Regions from separate parts of the Homo sapiens genome. Here all the other regions are linked to region 5. The links are chromatin contacts, found by Hi-C or POLR2A ChIA-PET in ENCODE. All regions are on one chromosome and are shown on one strand. The core of a region is the stretch at or near the end of the contact, and the rest is flanking DNA. Distances in the headings are between cores, read along the strand shown. Region 1 holds the start of FRAT2 (FRAT regulator of Wnt signaling pathway 2). Region 2 holds the start of STAMBPL1 (STAM binding protein like 1). Region 3 holds the start of FAS (Fas cell surface death receptor). Region 4 holds the start of LIPA (lipase A, lysosomal acid type). Region 5 holds the start of KIF11 (kinesin family member 11).

The links. Hi-C counts contacts between places; a loop is a spot of excess contacts on that map. ChIA-PET counts read pairs that join two places held with the same protein, here RNA polymerase II (POLR2A). Pooled maps may share reads with other maps.
Region 1: a loop to region 5 is called in a pooled map, with 3 times the contacts of the local background. The contact joins the promoter of FRAT2 here to the promoter of KIF11 in region 5. A Hi-C loop is called at or near these places in 1 of 168 maps with a recorded cell type or tissue (naive thymus-derived CD4-positive, alpha-beta T cell) and 6 of 50 pooled maps. POLR2A ChIA-PET finds 5 or more read pairs at or near these places in 1 of 52 experiments (SK-N-SH).
Region 2: a map of CD8-positive, alpha-beta T cell shows a loop between it and region 5 (24-fold over the local background). The contact joins the promoter of STAMBPL1 here to the promoter of KIF11 in region 5. A Hi-C loop is called at or near these places in 1 of 168 maps with a recorded cell type or tissue (CD8-positive, alpha-beta T cell), 1 of 37 single-sample maps with no recorded cell type and 9 of 50 pooled maps.
Region 3: a map with no recorded cell type shows a loop between it and region 5 (8-fold over the local background). The contact joins the promoter of FAS here to the promoter of KIF11 in region 5. A Hi-C loop is called at or near these places in 2 of 37 single-sample maps with no recorded cell type and 6 of 50 pooled maps.
Region 4: a map of CD8-positive, alpha-beta T cell shows a loop between it and region 5 (13-fold over the local background). The contact joins the promoter of LIPA here to the promoter of KIF11 in region 5. A Hi-C loop is called at or near these places in 2 of 168 maps with a recorded cell type or tissue (CD8-positive, alpha-beta T cell and naive thymus-derived CD4-positive, alpha-beta T cell) and 7 of 50 pooled maps. POLR2A ChIA-PET finds 5 or more read pairs at or near these places in 1 of 52 experiments (CD4-positive, alpha-beta T cell).

The regions. Positions count from the first base shown.
Region 1 is chr10:97,332,246-97,336,251 of GRCh38, forward strand. It overlaps FRAT2 (FRAT regulator of Wnt signaling pathway 2), which reads right to left and starts at 2,484. Exons shown (of 1, transcript NM_012083.3): 1 at 252-2,484. The coding sequence starts at 2,327. The coding sequence ends at 1,626. It overlaps LOC105378448 (a long non-coding RNA gene), which reads left to right and starts at 2,601. Exons shown (of 2, transcript NR_188201.1): 1 at 2,601-2,726. RefSeq lists an enhancer at 1,195-2,102 and silencers at 1,653-1,702, 1,713-1,842, 2,183-2,332, 2,423-2,572, 2,703-3,052.
Region 2 is chr10:88,878,388-88,882,656 of GRCh38, forward strand. STAMBPL1 (STAM binding protein like 1) reads left to right here and starts at 1,858. Exons shown (of 11, transcript NM_020799.4): 1 at 1,858-2,251. LOC124902551 reads right to left here and starts at 2,277. Exons shown (of 1, transcript XM_047426134.1): 1 at 1,347-2,277. The coding sequence starts at 2,035. The coding sequence ends at 1,508. RefSeq lists a silencer at 1,747-1,876 and enhancers at 2,457-2,566, 3,587-4,269.
Region 3 is chr10:88,989,054-88,993,490 of GRCh38, forward strand. FAS (Fas cell surface death receptor) reads left to right here and starts at 1,745. Exons shown (of 9, transcript NM_000043.6): 1 at 1,745-1,853. The coding sequence starts at 1,824. FAS-AS1 (FAS antisense RNA 1) reads right to left here and starts at 3,922. Exons shown (of 1, transcript NR_028371.1): 1 at 2,369-3,922. It also overlaps a transcript of ACTA2 not described here. RefSeq lists a silencer at 441-490 and enhancers at 898-1,409, 1,410-1,920, 2,061-2,470, 2,601-2,680.
Region 4 is chr10:89,250,032-89,253,845 of GRCh38, forward strand. It overlaps LIPA (lipase A, lysosomal acid type), which reads right to left and starts at 1,744. Exons shown (of 10, transcript NM_000235.4): 1 at 1,706-1,744. RefSeq lists an enhancer at 1,771-1,830.
Region 5 is chr10:92,591,443-92,595,238 of GRCh38, forward strand. KIF11 (kinesin family member 11) reads left to right here and starts at 1,688. Exons shown (of 22, transcript NM_004523.4): 1 at 1,688-2,010. The coding sequence starts at 1,934. RefSeq lists enhancers at 403-492, 1,303-1,492, 1,523-1,572, 1,674-2,425 and silencers at 1,893-1,942, 2,023-2,092.

The DNA.
Region 1 (4,006 bases), core at 1,234-3,733, 4.7 Mb after region 5:
TCCACAAAGGGAGTGGAAGCCCATCTTGCAGCTTCTAAAAACCTGGACTCAATTTTCTGATCTTGTGGAATAAAAACTTAGAAGCACTCAAGTCCTGTGGCTCTACTAGGATTCTGTGCCCATCAGCATTGGCCCAAACCATTTGTCCAGGTCCCCCCCCCCCGGTTTAGCCCAAGTGCCCTCTTTATTAAGGACATCCCCATATGCTTTTCTGCCCCTCTCCCACCTTCCACCAAAATGCCAAACCGTGCTCCAAAACAAAAGCCAAATTTATTCAGCAGACATTTTAATTATGAAATCCTATAAATCAGGACCACCACAATTTCAGACACTCCGTTGCGAAGTGTACATCAATAGCTACATCTGGAGGATGAACAAGCCATTGAATCTTTTAAAAATTGGTTTAGCTACCTTAAAGTTTGGGGGTGGCACCTTACAAAAGCGCCGTCAAGTTTCATACAGCCAGCGGCTTCTTCTCTGGGAGAGTCACATTTTAAAACCGGTTTCAGACACAAAAGAAGGGCTGGCACGGGAGGAGGAAATAAATTGTGAGGGTGAGGAGCCGCCGAGGCCGAGGCCCATGACTCCATGGAGGGCCAGAAGAGAGCAGAAAAACGTCCAGGGTCTCTCATGCATTCCTATAGACACCAGAAAGGGTGGAATAAGAAAGCTCAGCTGGGAGGACAAGAAAGAGACTCAAGAGATCGTTTATGACTGTTTCTGAGAAAGCTCCTGGCATGGCCATGAGTGGCCTTCCGGGAGTCCTGTAAAAAGGAAAGCACAGAAAACAGGAAAGAACTCTCCCTACACGTCCCTCTCTGCCTGTTTGTGTCCTCGGGAGACTCCAAGCGGTGGTAAAGCACCAACAGGGCTCTTCTTGGAGCAAGAGAAAGAAAAGACTCCGGGGTGAGTAAGCTCTCCCAGGAACCCCACAGCAAACCGTGACCTTGAACACAGATGGCAAGGTCAAGTCATTTACAAGTCCACATTCAAATCCAAATCTCCCACCTGCAAAATTCTTCACCTCTCTCCAGTCCCTTAATTGGAGTTCACATCTCCCACCTTCACCAGCCACCGAATCGGTGGGAAAAAGGGGCAATGCCAAGCCACCCACCACCAAACTTTTACATTCTTCTCCCCTCTGGAATTTCTTTGCACAGCAATTGTAGCACCACTTACTAAGCTCCTCCACCAGAAAATAAGAAAATGTATGCGTGTCGTTAGTTTTCAAGTATTGTTATAAAGCCATCGCGATTCCTACCCCTGAGCCCTCCTTAAACAATCCAAGCTCACGACGCCCCCAAGGGCTAAGTGAGGTACAAGTCGATGCAAGTAGCTGCCATAGTTCTCCCAGTTTATCCCAGGTCCTTGGGCTTGGATGGCCCGGGAAATTCTCATGCCCCACGGAAGCACCCTGGCGCATACATTTCTCCACGCTTAAGTTTTCTCCGACGGCCTCGCCGCGGCTGGTAACTTCTCTGGTTGAGATCTCTCCCCACGCGCCTCCCCGCAGCCAAAGTGGTCGCTCCCAGGCTGGCGACGTCGGCTTCAGCTCAGAGTTAGTAGGAACTGGACGCTGTTGGGTCTACGCAGCGGCCTCCACTTCCTCCTCCAGGAGGCCTGCGTCAGAGCAAGGAGCCTGAGGGCTGCAGGGCAATGCGGTCAGGTCCGCTGCGGCCTCCCCCGGGCCCAGGGGCGCTTGCGGGGCCCGTGGCTGCAACCGCGGCGACGGCTCGTTGGAGTCTCCGCACGGCTTCCTTGATGAGGTTTCCCGAGAGCACGAGCTGCTGGAGGAGCCGATGCGGGTCGTCGTCGCCGGCGCGTGCCCCGGCTTGGGTCCATCGGCGCTGCTGCAAGCGGCGGGAGGTGACCGCGTCCCTGAGCCATCCTCGCCGGCACGGCCCCGGCAGCGCGCTGGGGCCTGCGGCGACCTCCGCCACGCAGTAGGGCGCAGCGCGTCCGCGCACGCGGCCGCGGTCCCCTAGGGCGCAGCGCAGGGCCCCAGAGGGCGCCGGGCCCACCGTCTCAGCCGAAGCGGGCGGCAGCAGCAGCGGCACCGCCGGGGGCCGGGCCTTGTCCGCCGGCACCGCCGCAGCCAGGGGCCCCGGGGCCCGCAGCGGCACCCCCGGGGGCGCGCACGGCGAGGCCGGGCTGTCCTGCGCCGCGTCCAGCTGCAGCGTCTCGCCGATCTGGGCCACCAGCCGGTCCACCTCGCCCGAGCTGCCCAGCGTCACCGACTGCTGCAGCAGGAGGAAGCTGTCGTCCTCCTCTTCCTCCCCCTCCGCCTCCTCGCCGGCTTCCTCTTCCTCCTCCCTCCGGCACGGCATGGCCCCCCGTCCTGGCACCCGGAGCTGTGCGGGCTTCGCTGGGGGCTTGGTTGCCCGCGGGCGCGGAGCTGCGGGCGAAGCCGGAGCAGGGGCGGACGCGGAAGCCGGAGCCCGCCAGGCACTCGAGCCACGCGCCTGCAGCCGCTGGAGCCGGAATCCTGCCGGCTCGGGTTGATTTGTAAACAATGGGTGACGTCGCGCCGGGCCCTACCACCGCACCGGGGCGGGGGTGACGCGCGAGCAGGCACGGGGGCAAAGGGCGGCGCGGGCGGTGACCGAAGCCGTCCCGCGCCTGTGTTCGTTGTCCCTCCAGGAGGGGGTCCGGGGCGTGGGGACTGATTTCCGACCTCCCGGGCCCAACGAGCCGTGCTGAAACGTGGCGCCTCGGAGGAGGCTGAGGTTGGTTTCTCCCACGCACGGACACACCCACACCCACTCCGGGCCCGCCTCCTGGGCCGCGGCCTCCCTCCCCACGTGTCGGCCGCGCCTAAGCCCGCCCGACTCCCGCCCCGCGCACCCGCAGTTCCCGGCCCTGGTCGTGGGGGAGGGGCGGGCCGCCGCGGGTCCGGCTTCGACGAGGCGGGGCGGGGAAAGGCGGAGGGAATTGGGAGTGAAGAGGCGGCACGTTACTTATTTACTTATTTATTATTTAGAAAAGGTCTCTGTCGCCCAGGCTGAAGTATAGTGGCGCGAACACGGCTGACTGCAGCCTCGAACTCTGGCTTAAGTAATCATCCCACTTTAAGCCTCCGGAGCAGCTGGGACCACAGGCGCGGCCACCACGCCTGGCTAATTAAAAAAATTTTTTTTGTAGAGACGGTGGTGGGGGGGGGGGGTCTCACTATATTGCCCAGGCTGGTCTCGAACTCTTGGGCTCAAGGAGTCCTCGCTCCTCGGCCTCCGAAAGTGTTGGGGTTACTGGCGTCAGCCGCCGCGCCCGGCCTAAGAGGGGACGCTTTGAAGCAGAGCAGAATCGCTCTGAGGTGAGGTCCCAGAGGCTTTCCCTCCCGCAGTCTTCAAGCCCCCGGACATATCATGAGAATAGGACTCACCGCCGCTCGGCTAAAGAAGGGTCTTTTTTTTTTTTTAAGGTTCAAATAGAAATATAGGGGATTGGCCAGGAGCGGTGGGTGGCTCATGCCTGTGATCCCAACACTTTGGGAGGCCGAGGCGGGCGGATCACCTGAGGTCAGGAGTTCCAGACCAGTCTGGCCAACATGGTGAAACCCCATCTCTGCTAAAAATACAAAAATTAGCCGGGCGTGGTGGCGGGCGCCTGTAATCCCAGCTACTCGGGAGACTGAGGCAGGAGAATGGTTTGAACCCTGGAGGCGGAGGTTGCAGTGAGCCGAGATCACGCCACTGCACTCCAGCCTGGGCAACAAAGCGAGACTCCGTCTCAAAAAAAAAAAGAAAAATATAAGGGATGGAAAAAATCTCTCATGGTTCACATTTAAATTTTTTTCCTTTTTAGCCTTTGTTCTATGAAAGTGTAGTATACAAACACATGCATACAGTGTTACACACTTTTCCACTTTGCCTTACATCATAAACGTTTTTCGTGTTATTGCATGCACTTTGAAAACATTTTAATGATTACATAAGTTTCCATCAAGTGCCTATGTTTTTAACATTTGCCTAATTTCACCATCGTTAAGTGTGTAACTAACATTTTTGTG
Region 2 (4,269 bases), core at 608-3,107, 3.7 Mb before region 5:
GGAAAGTCGTTAAGTAGCATACCAAAGAGACAGGAAGTTTGGCAAATAAGTCTCCTTACACAGGAAGGGAAGCTTAGCAGCTGAAATTACAACAGGTGGGTCATCACACCATTCAAATAGCTCACTTAGGACACCACTGACATTGCCGCAGTGTTACCTCTGGCACTACTGTCCCTGAACACAAAACCCACTTCACAGATAATGGAGACATTTCTAAAATGTTTCTTCTTGAAACACATAATCCAGATTCAAATAACTGTACAGGAGTCTCTGAGGCTGATGTTGGGTCACAAAATGGTACTCTAGCCGCTGGGGAGCAGGGGACGATGGGTATTGGGCCATTTTGGCTTTTATGAGAATTTGGATGCTAGATAGCAAGACCATGATCAATGACCACTCTAAATACGTACGTGGAATTTTTTGTTTCATAATGCTTTTTAGGAATCTGGCTAACCTTCTTAATTACCACTGAATTTTAAATTGTCCAGTAGGTCATGAGATTATCTGGTTCAATACTGCAAACTCAAATGCCTACCATATTCTCAAATGTCAGTGAGGTGGGGGTGTATGGGAGTGGTGGGGACTGTGGAAAACTGAAGAGTGTCTTCACAGTCTAAAGGCGACACCTGCTATTCAGCTTCAGCTGATGGTTGCTAGAACTCGCCATGGACCAAATGTCTGATGTTACGATTTTACAGAAAATGTGAAAAGTCTGAATTTCTGTGAAATTTCCTAACTTCAACATTTGGAACCAACTTAAAACTAAGCAAAACAACACTGTTGCTTCTTAAAAATCAAGGCTGCAGGCTGCCTCCAACAATCAAACTCTTCATTTAAAAAAAAAAAAAGAATCCAGGGAGATGAGGCTTAAGAAGGTGAAATGCTTGAGACCAAATAACTCAGTTGGTGGCTGAGCCAGGGCTAGAATTTTGGTTTCCAGAGGAAAGGCTAACTAAGAAAAGCCAGTGTTTCCCCACCCCACTCTGCAGCCATTTCTCTCACTTGGAAGTAAGCTCCCAACCAAGCTCAAGAAAAGCGACTCTATTTCATCCAGCAGCAGCAGTCTCCATAAAATGTTTATCAGTTAATAGAACCTGTGAAGCCAATAGAAACAGCTTTCAGTGTTGGATCAGAGTTTAAATTTCAGCTTCTACTGCTTTCTAGGTGAGTAACCTGGGATAAATTATTTTACTTCTCTGTCTCTCGTTCATGGAAAAAACAAAAACAAAAACAAAAAATGAGTCCCTTTTATATACAGGGTTGTGGCAGATGGACTAAGATTTTGTGTACCGACTGCCTGACACAGTGCCAGAACTGTAGTAAGAACACCACACGTGATAGTAACATAACATCCAGGAGATATTCTAATACTTCTTATTTTCCAAGTACACACAAATTGGGGGTAGGGGGAAGGGCTAAGATGCTTAATAGTGGGCGTAGCCAGTTGTGGATAAATATCAAAAAGGGAATCCTAACATGAAGTATAAGTGGGATTTTCACCAAAACCCTATCCTTCCCCAGACTCCAGTGACAGTTTAACGGTCAGCTGCATCAAGGCTTGTGTACTGTGCAGTCTTAAAAGGCACCACTCCTGTCCATCTCGGTGAAATTGATGGTGGAGCAAAAGGGAGTTTAGGTGGTTCCGGTCTGGGGAGAAGACGTGCAGGGTTTCAGATGCGAAAGTCGCACCCAACCGCTTCACTCGGGCTCTAGGCCATCCGCAGGGGCCCTGCTTCCTTCCACCTGCGAGCTTTTTCTGCAGAATGCGGGAAGCCGCCGCCGCCGCCACAGAGGAGGGGGCGGAGGCAGAGGCGGAGGCGGCACCCAGGGGCCGGGGCAGGGGAGGCCGGGACCATCGCAGTGACAATTTATTTTCCTGCAGCAGCGGCAGCAGGGACGGTTGCTGCAGGTTCGGGGTCGGCCGGCCTGCGCGTGGGCTTGCGAGGACGCTGTTCGTCCCCTGCGCTGGGGTGTCCGACAGCGAGGAGGAGAACGACGCACGGAGCCCGCGCGACTGGAACCAGCAAAGCTCCATCTGTCGGCAGAGGAGAAGGGGGAGGAGGCACGGCCGAGGCAAACGAGCGGACGCCTCGTCGCCGGGTGCCGGTATCACCCCGCTGCAACGCCTTCCAGCAAAAGCCACCGCGGCCCGGGTTGCAGCAGCCGGACGGATGCCAAGGCCACACGGCAGCCACGGGGGCAGCCGTCGCAGTCGCCGTCCCACACGGGCTGCGGACACCAAGGGTTGCTAGTGAGTAGCGGCGCGCGCGCGTGAGTGAGAGCGCGCACCGGACGGGGAAGTGCGCACGGCGGGTGCGTCTGCCTCGTGGCCTGGCGCGCGCCGGCCCTTCCGCTGGCAGCGTCCGGTCCCGGGCTGGCTCTAGGGGAGGAAAAAATGCACTTTGGCGGCTGATCGCTTCCTTCCTGCCAGTCATGCAATCGGCCGCCTCCATCGGCGCCGCCTGTATGCGCCCCTCCGCTGGGCCCTCTGGGTTAGTTTCACCTTGATAGGGAGGCAGGAAGACCTGGCTGCTGGTGGCAGGGCGGGACTCTGGCCGTGACCTATACGTGGGTGCGCCTGTTTTTTTGGTTCAGCCCTGGGTTGCAGCCTTGGAGATGATGTCGACCTTGGGAGAGACCACTGCACTGTCTCTAGCGGCGCGGTGTGGAGGAGGGAGGGGCGAGGGTTAGAAAAACGGACCTTTACCCCGGCCGAGCAGGTGCCATGCCTTTCCAGATGATGTTACTTTTATGCCCTTTATGAGCGACTAAGACATTGCCCCTCACCTGAATAACTTAAAGCTTTCGCTGAAAGCCCCCAGTGAGATGCACAAAGAAATGGAATGTCTCCAAAACATATTTTTTTCAGAACTTTCTCTAAAACAACCCACGCTGCTGATACCCCCAGAGCCTAAGGTGCCATAATTGCTGAAGTTTAAAAGAAAATTTATGTAAGGAATAAGTAATTCAGGAAACGGAACCCAATCTAGAGGTTTGAAAAAAAAAATCAAGTGCCTGGGAAGTGGGGTGGGGTGGCTTGCTTCCTGGAAATCAGTGTTCGGTAGTAAGTAAAAAAGACAGCTTTCAAAGTAAGCCCCAGTGAGCACACTGCTTTCCAAACATCTTGCTCATTACTGACAATAACATGAAGTCCTGGATTTTAAGCTATTTCCGAAGACATAATAGATATCACTAGGATGCTTGTTTATGGTCTCATGATTTAAGGCCCTGTCAAGGTCAATAACGTAGATTTGTTCCAGCAGATAAATTATACCTGAATGTTTGATTGTTCGTGTCAATTTTTTTGAGGGTAGGTTTTGACGGTTGTTTTACACAGAAATTAAGCCACCGTGTTTTGTTTTTATCCCGACCTTGTTTCCATTGGAAATTTTGTGTTTTCAGGATGGATGCTACATTGCACTTCAAAAATATACTCTGCCACTGGATTGTAGTGGGCATTGTGTAGCTACACTATACATATCTTTATTTTTAATACAAGTTAATGTGTCGCTGAGCAGTAGGCTCTTTTTGTTTACCATTTGCACCATGAGAGCTTCTCCATTCAAAGGCATAAAATGTTATTGGAATCTACCTGCAAAATGAATTGGCTGATTGTTTTCTGTTCAGACACAGATACAGCAAATTGCCACTAAGAATCTGCTTTTGCGTATACGTTGGCTGTAATTTATGTAGCAACTGGTTCTTGGGAATTTCAAGAAGAAACTTGTTTTCTTATCCTCACCTATAAAGTAAGCACCAAAATTTAAATTATAAGGCAGATAACCTAAGTCCTTTACCTCTATCTCAACCTTCAAGGCCTGTTTCTTGGTACTCTTGCCCTGTTTCATAGGATTCTTACGGTTTGTGGGAGGCTTGGAGGGAGTAGTGAGGAACCAGTTTCCTGAGGATGTCCTCAATAGAGAGATTTGCTTCTGGAGGAGAGAGTGTCTTTGGGGTTGATTCCTAAGAAGGACTGATAAAAATAGTTATAAAGAATTGTTAGTAATAGTTCTCTCTTCTTACTTTCAGCACATAGGACTTAATTAACACCGTTTGATCATTTCCTTCCTTTAGGACCCTTCCCAGCTGTAAGAATTTACAGCTACAATCCAAGAAATGAGATTGCATTTTACAAGAAAAGAAAACTGATGATTCTTGCCCAAAACATGAGAAGTAGAAGGAATGTGAGAGAAAATAATGTAGATTCCGTCCAGGAAGTGCTAGGTGCTTTCCTGGTGGGTACATTTACAAATTAGGGACATTTTAATT
Region 3 (4,437 bases), core at 495-2,994, 3.6 Mb before region 5:
ACTCTGCTATTTATTAACTAACCATCTTTGCCAATGTTGCTTAAGCTTTTTTGGCTACATTTTTTTATTTGTAAAGTAAGTTTAATAATCACTCATCTCACTGGGCTATAATGATAAGTATTAAGTAAGGAAGATCCACATATGTGAGTTGCTGGCTTATAATTCACACTCAAGAGATACTGATTTTGTCAATTGTCCTTTCCCCTTTTTTTCTCTCTTCCCTCCTTCCATTCCTTCTTCCCTTACCTCTCCTTTCCTTCCCTCACACCCCTTTTCCTTCCTTCTTTTTACATTTTTTTATTTAAATGAACTTTTCATTTTGGAATAGTTTTAGGATTTCAAAAAATTTGCAGAGATAATACAGAGAATGCCCATATACCATCCTCCTTATCCCACTTCTTTTTGTGTCTATTAGATGCTCAGAGTGTGTGCACAAGGCTGGCACGCCCAGGGTCTTCCTCATGGCACTAACAGTCTACTGAAAGGTGGAACAGAGACAAGCCTATCAACACCTACAAGACTGGTGGTAAGTGCAGTGACAGATGCAAAACACAGGGTGATGGAAAGCCCTCAGGAGGGTAACCTAACCTAGATTTGAGGGCCCAAACAGGCTCCAGAAGAAAATGTCAACTGAGAGGAAGCCTGAAGGATGAACAGTGGGCTAAGCAAAGGGTTATTAATGTGTTATTAATGGGTTGAATCTAATTGGGAAGGGAGAGAGGTTGCAGAGTGAGGTGCAGAGCTTGGTGGACGATGCCAAAGGAATACTGAAACCTTTAGTGTGTCCAGTCTGGAACTGCATCCAAATTCAGGTTCAGTAATGATGTCATTATCCAAACATACCTTCTGTAAAATTCATGCTAAACTACCTAAGAGCTATCTACCGTTCCAAAGCAATAGTGACTTTGAACAGTGTTCACCAGAGCACGAAAGAATTACAAGATTTTTTTTTAAAGAAAATTGGCCAGGAAATAATGAGTAACGAAGGACAGGAAGTAATTGTGAATGTTTAATATAGCTGGGGCTATGCGATTTGGCTTAAGTTGTTAGCTTTGTTTTCCTCTTGAGAAATAAAAACTAAGGGGCCCTCCCTTTTCAGAGCCCTATGGCGCAACATCTGTACTTTTTCATATGGTTAACTGTCCATTCCAGAAACGTCTGTGAGCCTCTCATGTTGCAGCCACAACATGGACAGCCCAGTCAAATGCCCCGCAAGTCTTTCTCTGAGTGACTCCAGCAATTAGCCAAGGCTCCTGTACCCAGGCAGGACCTCTGCGCTCTGAGCTCCATTCTCCTTCAAGACCTCCCCAACTTCCCAGGTTGAACTACAGCAGAAGCCTTTAGAAAGGGCAGGAGGCCGGCTCTCGAGGTCCTCACCTGAAGTGAGCATGCCAGCCACTGCAGGAACGCCCCGGGACAGGAATGCCCATTTGTGCAACGAACCCTGACTCCTTCCTCACCCTGACTTCTCCCCCTCCCTACCCGCGCGCAGGCCAAGTTGCTGAATCAATGGAGCCCTCCCCAACCCGGGCGTTCCCCAGCGAGGCTTCCTTCCCATCCTCCTGACCACCGGGGCTTTTCGTGAGCTCGTCTCTGATCTCGCGCAAGAGTGACACACAGGTGTTCAAAGACGCTTCTGGGGAGTGAGGGAAGCGGTTTACGAGTGACTTGGCTGGAGCCTCAGGGGCGGGCACTGGCACGGAACACACCCTGAGGCCAGCCCTGGCTGCCCAGGCGGAGCTGCCTCTTCTCCCGCGGGTTGGTGGACCCGCTCAGTACGGAGTTGGGGAAGCTCTTTCACTTCGGAGGATTGCTCAACAACCATGCTGGGCATCTGGACCCTCCTACCTCTGGTGAGCCCTCTCCTGCCCGGGTGGAGGCTTACCCCGTCTTAGTCCCGGGGATAGGCAAAGTGGGGCGGGCGCGGGACGCGTGCGGGATTGCGGCGGCAGCGGCGCACGCGGGCACCTGGGAGCGGCGGGCTGCTGCGGGAGGCGTTGGAGACTGGCTCCCGGGGGCTGTTAGGACCTTCCCTCAGGCCCGGGTGCTCAGAACGCTGGAGGACTTGCTTTTCTTGGGCCTTGATGCGAAGTGCTGACCCCGCTGGGCAGGCGGGGCAGCTCCGGCGCTCCTCGGAGACCACTGCGCTCCACGTTGAGGTGGGCGTGGGGTGCGGACAGGAATTGAAGCGGAAGTCTGGGAAGCTTTAGGGTCGCTGGAGGGGGACCCCGGTTGGAGAGAGGAGCGGAACTCCTGGACAAGCCCTGACAAGCCAAGCCAAAGGTCCGCTCCGGCGCGGGTGGGTGAGTGCGCGCCGCCCCGCGGGGGCGGGGAGAGAGCCTGCAGCCTTCAGAACAGATATTGCTCATTTTCTGGCAGTTCTCAGACGTAGGAAATAAGTCAGCACCGAAGCAGTGGTTAAGCCGGAGGGCTCGGAAGAACGGCACCTTTTCTTTCTCGAAAAAGTTATATGGGGGCTGAATGAGCTTCTGGAGGCTTGTTTACCGTTTTTTATTGTCACACAGAAAAAGAAACTGCCTTGTCTCCCTTCCGGGAATTCTCTCTTTAAGACTGTAAGTCGCTGCCTGAGTGGTTTCATTTTGTTTTGTTTTTCTGCCCTTCTCTTTCTTCTTTTGCCCTTTCTTAGCTTGCACTCCCATGGTGATTTCTGCTTGGTCTCCTGCTGGGGTTGGTGGTACTCGTTCCCACCGCACAGAACCCGGCGCCTATTATTGGCCAAGAAACTTGAGCAGCCTGTTTTGAAAAGTCCCTCGCTCAGAAATGCCAGCTTGCAGATGGCTAATCAAAGAGACGTGGATCCAGGAGGCTCATTTGAGTACCGGAGCCTCTGAGAGTCCATGGATTTTTATTTTATTGGGCCCCAACAAAGTGCCAGGCATAGCGAGAGAAGTGTTTACAAATGTGATCTCCGCGGATTCTCACGAGAGCCATGTAGTGGGGAAGATAACCACATCCCCATTTTACAGATGGCGAAATGAGGTTCAGAGAGCTTCAGTAATTCAGCCAAGATCACACAGCTAGTAAATGGGAGATATGGGATTGAACTCAGATCTAATTCCAAAACTCAGGCTGTTCGCTGATTGCATCTGATATCCAGATTACACCAAGAGGCTGAGATGTCTGGGTCCATTTTATGATTAGAAAAAAAAATCCTGTTCCTTTCAGAAATAGTGTGCACTATTTGGGATTCTTTAGAAACTTCCTTGGAGAAAATTAATGATTCAAGATTGAGAAAACATTTATACAACCTCAGGCCACACTCTTCTCTCTCTTGTTATTAACCATTGCACCACTGCAATGTTGGCTGCTTTGAAAATCTCATAGTTTTTGGACAGCAGTATTAGTAAAGTGTAAGAAAATTGTCAAAGCTTGGAGCTATGCTTGTTGAACTTTTGTACCAATAGCACCTTTACCAGAGGCTGCGTGTTTAAAGCCCGAAGAAAACTTTGCTTTTCTGAAAGAATACACACACACACGCATATGTAAATATTCATACATTTATGTATATATACATATTATAATACCTATAAGTTAGGTATAACTTATATTTGTATATGATATATGGCCTAGGAAATTAAGGCTTATTAAATAAAATTTATAAATGCAGATGAGTCAAATACAAAGATCAGACATAACTCTATCACCTAAGTAATCATTGTTTACGTTTTGCAGTTTATCTTCCATTTCTCCCCTCTAATATGACTCTTTTAAATTTAGTTACACAGAAATTGGTTTTGCGCTCACGACATGCCTAACATCAGGCCTTTATCCTTAAAGAAGTTTCAACACTCTTGTGTCACCTCATGTGTCTACAGAAAATGTTTGCTTTTATGCCTTCACGGTTATGTTTTCTTAGTAGTAGCAATAAATAAAATAGATGCAAAGTGCTAATTACTTGGAATACAGAAGCAAATTTTAATTCTATTAATGGGCTGGACATAGATGGGTGGGGAGCTGTTTTCTGCTTTTCCCCTCTTCCCCTAGTCCTCTGACTCTGGTGATAACTATAGTCAACAAGTATCCCCATCCTTAACCCCTTTTGCTTCTCTTTCTCTTTCCTTCTCTCAACCTTCCTGGTGTTAGTTTTCTCTTTCCTATTTCTGAGTGTTTTTACTCCGACACTTACAATAAAAAAGTTTGAAATCCCAAAAAGTTGACAAATTTCTAAAGGAGACAGAAAAAGAGTCAAACTTACTTTACAAATTAATTTGAGAAATAGCTGTGGGTTGCATTTTTTTTTTTTATTGTGCATGACCCTGTTATTGGCCAAGAAACTTGAGCAGCCTGTTTTGGAAAGTCCCTCGCTCAGAAATGCCAGCTTGCTAATTGAAGGGATGTGGATCCATGAGGCTCATTTGAATTCCGAAGCCTCTAAGAGTCCATGGATTTTTATTTTATTGGGCCCCAACAGGTTTT
Region 4 (3,814 bases), core at 494-2,993, 3.3 Mb before region 5:
TTTTTCCAAGAAGTAGTGAACTCTGAAATTCTTTTCTTTTTTCTTTTTTCTTTTTCTTTTTCTTTTCTTTTCTTTCTTTTTTTTTTTTGAGACAGTCTTGCTCTGTCCCCCAGGCTGGAGTACAGTGGCGAGATCTTGGCTCACTGCAAGCTCCACCTCCTGGGTTCAGGCCATTCTCCCGCCTCAGCCTCCCAAGTAGCTGGGACTACAGGCGCCCACCACCACGCCTGGCTAATTTTGTTTTTGTATTTTTAGTAGAAACAGGGTTTCACCGTGTTAGCCAGGATGGTCTCGATCTCCTGACCTCGTGATCCGCCGGCCTCGGCCTCCAAAAGTGCTAGGATTACAGGCGTGAGCCACCGCGCCCGACCGTGAACTCTGAACAGGAGCAAACGTTATCCCCTTCAGTGTGCATTGGCAAAGCAAGGCCACTGCTTCTACTTACAACTTTGTACTTCTTCATGATAGGAAGGATTGTACAGCCCCAGGCTATTTTTTATCATAAATGCAACCTCCCAAAAGTCCATTATTACTAGAGAATAAGGAGTAAATTGAAAGGGAAAAAATTAAAGGAATTACCACAATTGAAAACAGAATAGCATCTGCAGGAGCTGCTTTCATTCAGCGGTTTTCCTACAGAACCTGTATCAACCGCCCAGAGGAAGGTCCATGAGAGTAACAGCTAAAGCTACTCAGCTGAAAATCTCACCCAGTTAAGTTTTCCTTCCAACACAACACTACATACTTAGTATGTTTTTCTCAACATACTAAGCCAAGCAATTCTTACTAAGAAGGAGATACTCTGAAAATCTCGAAGGAGGGGGGAAAAAAAACCTTCCAGGCTGAATTAAGTGTGCTTTTCTGGGCTGTATTAACACCTTTATCTCAGTTATTTAGACTTTGTAACAATCTGACTCAGCTTTGTACCCCCAGGACCAAGCAAAGTGCCACGTATATATTAGATGCATAGTACAGATTCTGAAAAAAGATAAGAGCAGTCCAACAGTTCAGTGGCAGAAGAAAAGGCCCCAACGCAGCATGCTATTTAACTTTCTAATAACAACAATTATTACGACTCCCATTTAAGCTCTTGCGAGGCGCCAGCCACCGCAGGCAGCGCTTCTGATCTACTGTCAATTACTCCTCCACCGACCCTATGGCAGTACCATTAATTCCATTTTTCAGGAATCTGAGGTTCACCCAGCTGAAGTACTGGAAGCAAAGTGTCAGCTGTTTAAAAAGCAGTATCGCTGGGACTTTAACCAGGATTGATGCCCAAGTCTGCTTTCGACCACGCCGTTGGCTAACAAGAGAGGTAGGATGGGATGCCTGGAGGAGCTAAGGGGAGAGCACGAGGATGCAGAGAGAGGAATCAGACATCCCTGCTGTCCTCGCGGTCCAGGAGCACTGGGCAGCTTCACTGACCGGAGACCGCGCCTGTCCAGGAAAGTGGACAGCGCCCAGGGAAGAGAGTGGGCTTCTCTCTGAAGTTGCTCTCTGAAGTTGCCCTGGTTGATTGGCAGATGCCTTGAGCCAACGCCCGCAGAAAAAGCACCCGCAGGCACCCCAGGCAAGACTCGCTGGGTCCAAACGCAGAGGGTCTTGCCGGCCGGCAGAGCCTCGGGGCGCGACCCTCCCCTTGCTGAAGGCACCAGCTTCCACGCCGCACCCGCACCTGGCAGCGCCGCGGCGCCGGCACTCTCACCTGGAGCTGTCCTGCCGGGCCGCTGTCTCGAGTCGCAGTGCCAGCTCTCAGGGGCCGGGGTGCGGATAGGGGACCTGCAGGGGGCCTGGTCTGCCTTGTCGGGAGGGCGGATGCCCACCACCCTCGGACTATTTGTTCAGCCAATCAGAGCAGCCAGCCACCGGGAAGTGCCTCGGAGACTCCGCCCCAGACCAGCGCTGCCGCTTGCCAGCCCCCCAGTTGACCCCATAGAGCATGCGCCGTAGGCGTTTCTAAGAGATGGAGCCCGTCCTCCGCCTCGCAGGCTGGCAGGTCCACAGCTCTACCAGCGCGTCGCCTACGCATGCTCTCTTAGCAAAGGCTGTTTTAGGCGGCCTTCTGCTCCGCCCCCGAAGCTCCTGCAGGGCTGGCACCTTCTGCGCCTGACAGAGAGCATGTGGGCTCTATAAATGAAAGTGAATCATGGGCTCCATTTAAAGCGCTTATCATTGTGCCTGATGCAAAGCAATCTTGCTGCTTTAAATTTTTTATTATTATTAAAGATTTGTTAAAAGAGGAAACAATATTCAATATGTACATATTATTTATTAATCATTTTCTAAAACAAAGATTTTATTGAGCACCTACTAAATGCCAGGCATTAGTAAGACAGTGGAGGTATAGAAACCAACCAAACAAGGTTCCTGTTCTCTTGTATATATTCTGATGGGAAGAGACACATCATGAATAACTATATAATACATGAGGTGGTGATAAGTGCTATAAATAACAACAAAAACAAACAAACAACAACAACAACAAACAACAAGGGGCTGGGCACAGTGGCTCACGCCTGTAATCCCAGCAGTTTGGGAAGCTGAGGAGGGCGGATCACCTGAGGACAGGAGTTCAGGACCAGCCTGGCCAACTTGGTGAAACCCCATCTCTACTAAAAATACAAAATTAGCGGGTGTGGTGGTGTGTGCCTCTAATCCCAGCTCCTTGGGAGGCTGAGGCAGGAAAATGGCTTGAACCAGGTAGGTGGAGGTTGCAGTGAGCGGAGATCATGCCACTGCACTCCAGCATGGACAACAGAGTGAGACTCCATCCCCCAAAAAAAAAAAAAAACAGGGATAAGGAGGATGATATGTATATGGTAATCAGGAAAGGACTCTTATGAAGTGACACCTGAGCACAGGCAAGGAGGTAGTTAACAGCCTTAGATACTGGAGAAAGCACATTCTGGGTGAAAATAGCAGGTACAAAGGCCCTGTGGTAGGAATATTCCTGGTGGGTCCTAGCCAGAGTGGTGAGGTCTTTGAGGCTAAAACAGAATGTACATAGTAGAAAGTAATAGAACATGAAGTCCTAGAAGTCTGGTGCCTTGGGAGCCACTTGTCAAGATCTTACCGTGTCTTCTGAGTAAGATGAGAAGCCAGTGTAATATTTTCAATAGAAGGGCAGCATAATCTAGTTTAGAAAGATCATTCTGAACTACAGAAGCAGGGAGACTAATTAGAAGGTGTATTAGTCTGTTCTCATGCTGCTAATAAAGACATACCCAAGACTGGGTAATTTATGAAGGAAAAAGGTTTAACTGACTCACAGTTTCACAGGACTGGGGAGGCCTCACAATCATGGCAGAAGGCAAAAGGCTTGTCTTACATGGCGGCACATGTGAGAGAAAGAACCAAGTAAAAGGATTTTCCTCTTATAAAACCATCAGACCTTGTGAGACTTATTTACCACCACAAGAACAGTATGGGCTAGACTGCCCCCATGATTCAGTTATCTCCCACCGGGTCCCTCCCACAACATGTGGGAATTACAGGAGCTATAATTCAAGATGAGATTTGGGTGGGGACACAGCCAAACCATATCATTCTGCCCTTGGCCACTCCCAAATCTCATGTCCTCACATTTCAAAACCAATCATGCCTTCCCAGTAGTCCCCCAAAGTCTTAACTCATTTCAGCATTAACTCAAAAGTCCATAGTCCAAAGTCTCACCTGAGACAAGGCAAGTCCCTTCCACCTATTAGCTGGTAAAATCAAAAGCAAGTTAGTTGCTTCTTAGATACAATGGGGGTACAGGCATTGGATAAATACACCTGTTTCAAATGGGAGAAACTGGCCAAAATGAAGGAGCTAA
Region 5 (3,796 bases), core at 438-2,937:
TTGTTCAGGTGTGCTCTCAAGGCGACTGGCCAAAAAGGCACCCCTCTGCGCAAAAATAAAATTGCTTTGCTAAAAATCCTTTGTTCAAGTGTTCAATTTCCTTAAGATTTTAAAAGTTATTCATAACAATAGGCTCCTGTTTCAGTATTTCCTGGTGCGGCGTACCACACCTACAGCGGTCGAGTCACGCCAGGCACTGCCAAGACGCCGAAAAGTTCTCCCGCAGCAGGCCGGAGGTGACCGACGGCGCGCAGGCCCCAGCGAGCGCTGCATGCTGGGATCCGTAGGCCGGGGCGGCGGATGTTTGCGCAGCTTCCTTGAGATGCCACCGCCCGCTGCGCCGCGCAGAAACGGGGAGCGCAGCGCACCCGCGGCCTGCGTCACTCGGTCAGTGCAGTCGTTCTAAAATCGAGGCGGACCCTGCTTTCTTGCCTGGAGTCACTTAGAGATGATGACTAAAGGATAAATTCAGAGTCCTCCAAATGGCGTCCAGTGTCCATTTCATCACGATTTGGAACCTGTAGTAGCCTTATCGCTTAACACTTCCTAATTATTATTATTATTATTTTCTTTTTGAGAAAGGGCATTGCTCTGTCGCCTATGCTGGAGTAATCCAGCGACATAATCCCGGCTCACTGCAGCCTCTATCTCCCGTGTTCAGCGATCCTTCTTCCTCAGCATCCCGAGTAGATGGGACCAAAAGGCACGCATCACCACACCAGGCTATTTTTTCCCCTCTATTTTTTGTTGAGACCCGTTGGGAGGCGCGGGGAGGGGGGTCTCCCTATGTCGCCCAGACTGGTCTCAAACTCCTGGAACTTAAGTTATCGTCCTACCTCGGCCCGTTAAAGTGTTGGGATTACAGGCCTGAGCCACCGGGCCCCAACATTAATTATTCTTCAAGCCTATTCTGGACCGGGCGCGGTGGCTCACGCCTGTAATCCCAGCACTTTGGGAGGCCGAGGCGGGTGGATCATCTGAGGTCAGGAGTTCGAGACCAGCCTGGCCAACATGGTGAAACCACATCTCTACTGAAAATACAAATATTAGCCGGGCGTGGTGGCACGCACCTGTAATCCCAGCTACTCGGGGGCTGAAGCAGCAGAATCGCTTGAACCTGCGAGGCGGAGGTTGCAATGAGCCGAGATCGCGCCACTGCACTCCAGCCTGGGTGACAAGAGCAAGACTCCGTCTCTCACACACACACACACACACACACACACACAAAGACTATTCTGGTCTCTGCCTCCGGGATGGCGGCTCGCTTTGGACCTCTCTTCTGTGCTTCTACTGCCCTCTCTTACAATTCTCTAATAATTATAATCATGGCGAGTGCTTACCATATATTCCAATCTATTTACTTCCACAAGCTCATTAATTCTCACCCTAACCCTCTGAGATGGTTACTATTATTTCCTCTCTGCAGCTGAGGGAATTTTGGGCTAGGGACGTTATGTAAGTTGAGCCACGCTACGCTAAAAGTTCCACACTCAATTCTAGCGTCTCGGCTCTGGACTACCAAGTTCCGGAGCAAGCAGACAGACCACCTCTTTACGTTCCCGTAGGCCACGCTCCGGGGGCGGGGCTCCAGTGAGGATACTGCATCCCATGGTGCCTTGCGCGCCAGCGCAGCCATTGGTCCGGCTACTCTGTCTCTTTTTCAAATTGAGGCGCCGAGTCGTTGCTTAGTTTCTGGGGATTCGGGCGGAGACGAGATTAGTGATTTGGCGGCTCCGACTGGCGCGGGACAAACGCCACGGCCAGAGTACCGGGTAGAGAGCGGGGACGCCGACCTGCGTGCGTCGGTCCTCCAGGCCACGCCAGCGCCCGAGAGGGACCAGGGAGACTCCGGCCCCTGTCGGCCGCCAAGCCCCTCCGCCCCTCACAGCGCCCAGGTCCGCGGCCGGGCCTTGATTTTTTGGCGGGGACCGTCATGGCGTCGCAGCCAAATTCGTCTGCGAAGAAGAAAGAGGAGAAGGGGAAGAACATCCAGGTGGTGGTGAGATGCAGGTAGGGAGAGGGCTGACAGGATTCCGAGCGCTGCGGCTTCGCTGCTGGGCCCCCTACTGCGCGGTCCAGGGAGAGGGATTTTATTTGCATTTCCTGAGGGTCCCAGTTTCTTGGTTCTCCGCGTTCTGTTCAATAAAAATGACACCCGGTTGCTGTGTGTATGTGGTTTTTAGGAGAAAATAACATGTTTGATTTGATCACTGTTCCATACTGAAAAGTGCGTTCTTATGTTTAAACTATAGTCAATAAAGATGTAGGTGTCACTTTTATATGCTACTTCATGTAGTTTGTCAGTTTGGAAGTAAGACTGAATACCTATTTTGCAGATGGTTAAGCACTTACGTTGGTATTATTACCTCTAAAAAGCAATCAATCACTGTTCTCTTTATTCTAGATGCAATATTTTCTGCATCCCTACTAAACAAGTAAACATCTCTGTCTTTAAACATTAAAAATTAATAAAGTGAGTTTATGTTTTTTAAAAGATCAAGACAAGTTAAGCTAGTGTAAATTTCTGATTGTGCTGCAGTTTTCCCTTTCATCTGCGTGTTTGTTCATAGACCAAACTAAACGGATATTTCGAGATAAAGGGATGTGGAGGGGTGTTCGGCCCTCCCCTGACTGGTTTCCAAATAACTTCCCAATTTTAAAATAAGCTAGAAACTGCTGCTTAGTTAGAATTGATTTATTCAACTTTTTAGAGGCTCTCCACAGTTTACTGAGTATGTGTGTTTTGTGTGTCCGTTTTTGTGGCTGTTAACAGTTGCTGTTGCAACTTTTCTGTAAACCCCAAAGTATTCTAAAATTAAAAGGTTATTTTTTAGAAAAACTTGTATCAACAAACTTTCTTAGGCTATTGTTTACTCAGCCCTGGTAACTTGAATTGTGGATATCGAAGGTGATGACTAGGTTTCTAAACAAGGTGTCAGAGAGGAAATTGGGTGGCAATCTTAAGTCTAGCCAGTGACACTTACTAGTTGTTGTACTCTGGGGCTTCTGTTAGTAGTTAGTTGTTTGAAGATTTTTATTTAAAAATGCAGTGCATATAACAAGTGCAAATTTTAAAATTATTTTGGTTGTTTAATAAAACCAGGCAATATTACCTTTTCCGTATGCATTTATTTAATTTCTTTTTTAATGTTAGTTACAAAATATTTCAGACTTACAAAAAGTTATTAAGAACAATGTAATAAACATTTGTATATTCATCACCCAGATTAAGAAACAAAACAATCATTGCTGGAGCCCCCCTTTTCCCTCTCCATCCCTTTTCCTCCAGCCACTGTTAACCATTATCTTGAACTTGATGTTTATGATCCGTATACATTTCAAGTCTTAGAAGAGATTTACTTTATCACCAATGAATAGAATAGTTCTTTGCTTGTGTCTAATATTTACAATAATTTTTGTGTAAAGAGATTTTTTTTTTCAGATTAGCCTTTTTCTTTCAAATAGCCTTCCTGGTGCGTCTGTCATTAAGCATTAAGCTTTAGTAAATAGGCAACTTATGAGTTGCGAGGTCCTCAGGGGTTGGTAAGCCTTTTCTGTAAAGGGCCCAGAGAAATAAATATTTATTTTATTTAAATACTTTAGGCTTTGCAGATCACATGTGGTTTATCAGTTTTTTTTGAGACGGAGTCTCGCTCTCTTAGGCCGTAGTGCAGTGGTGCAATCTCAGCTCACTGCAACCTCCGCCTCCCGGATTCAAGCAATTTTCCCACTTCAGCCTCTCAGGTAGCTGGGATTACAGGCGCACACCGCCATGCCTGGCTAATTTTTGTATTTT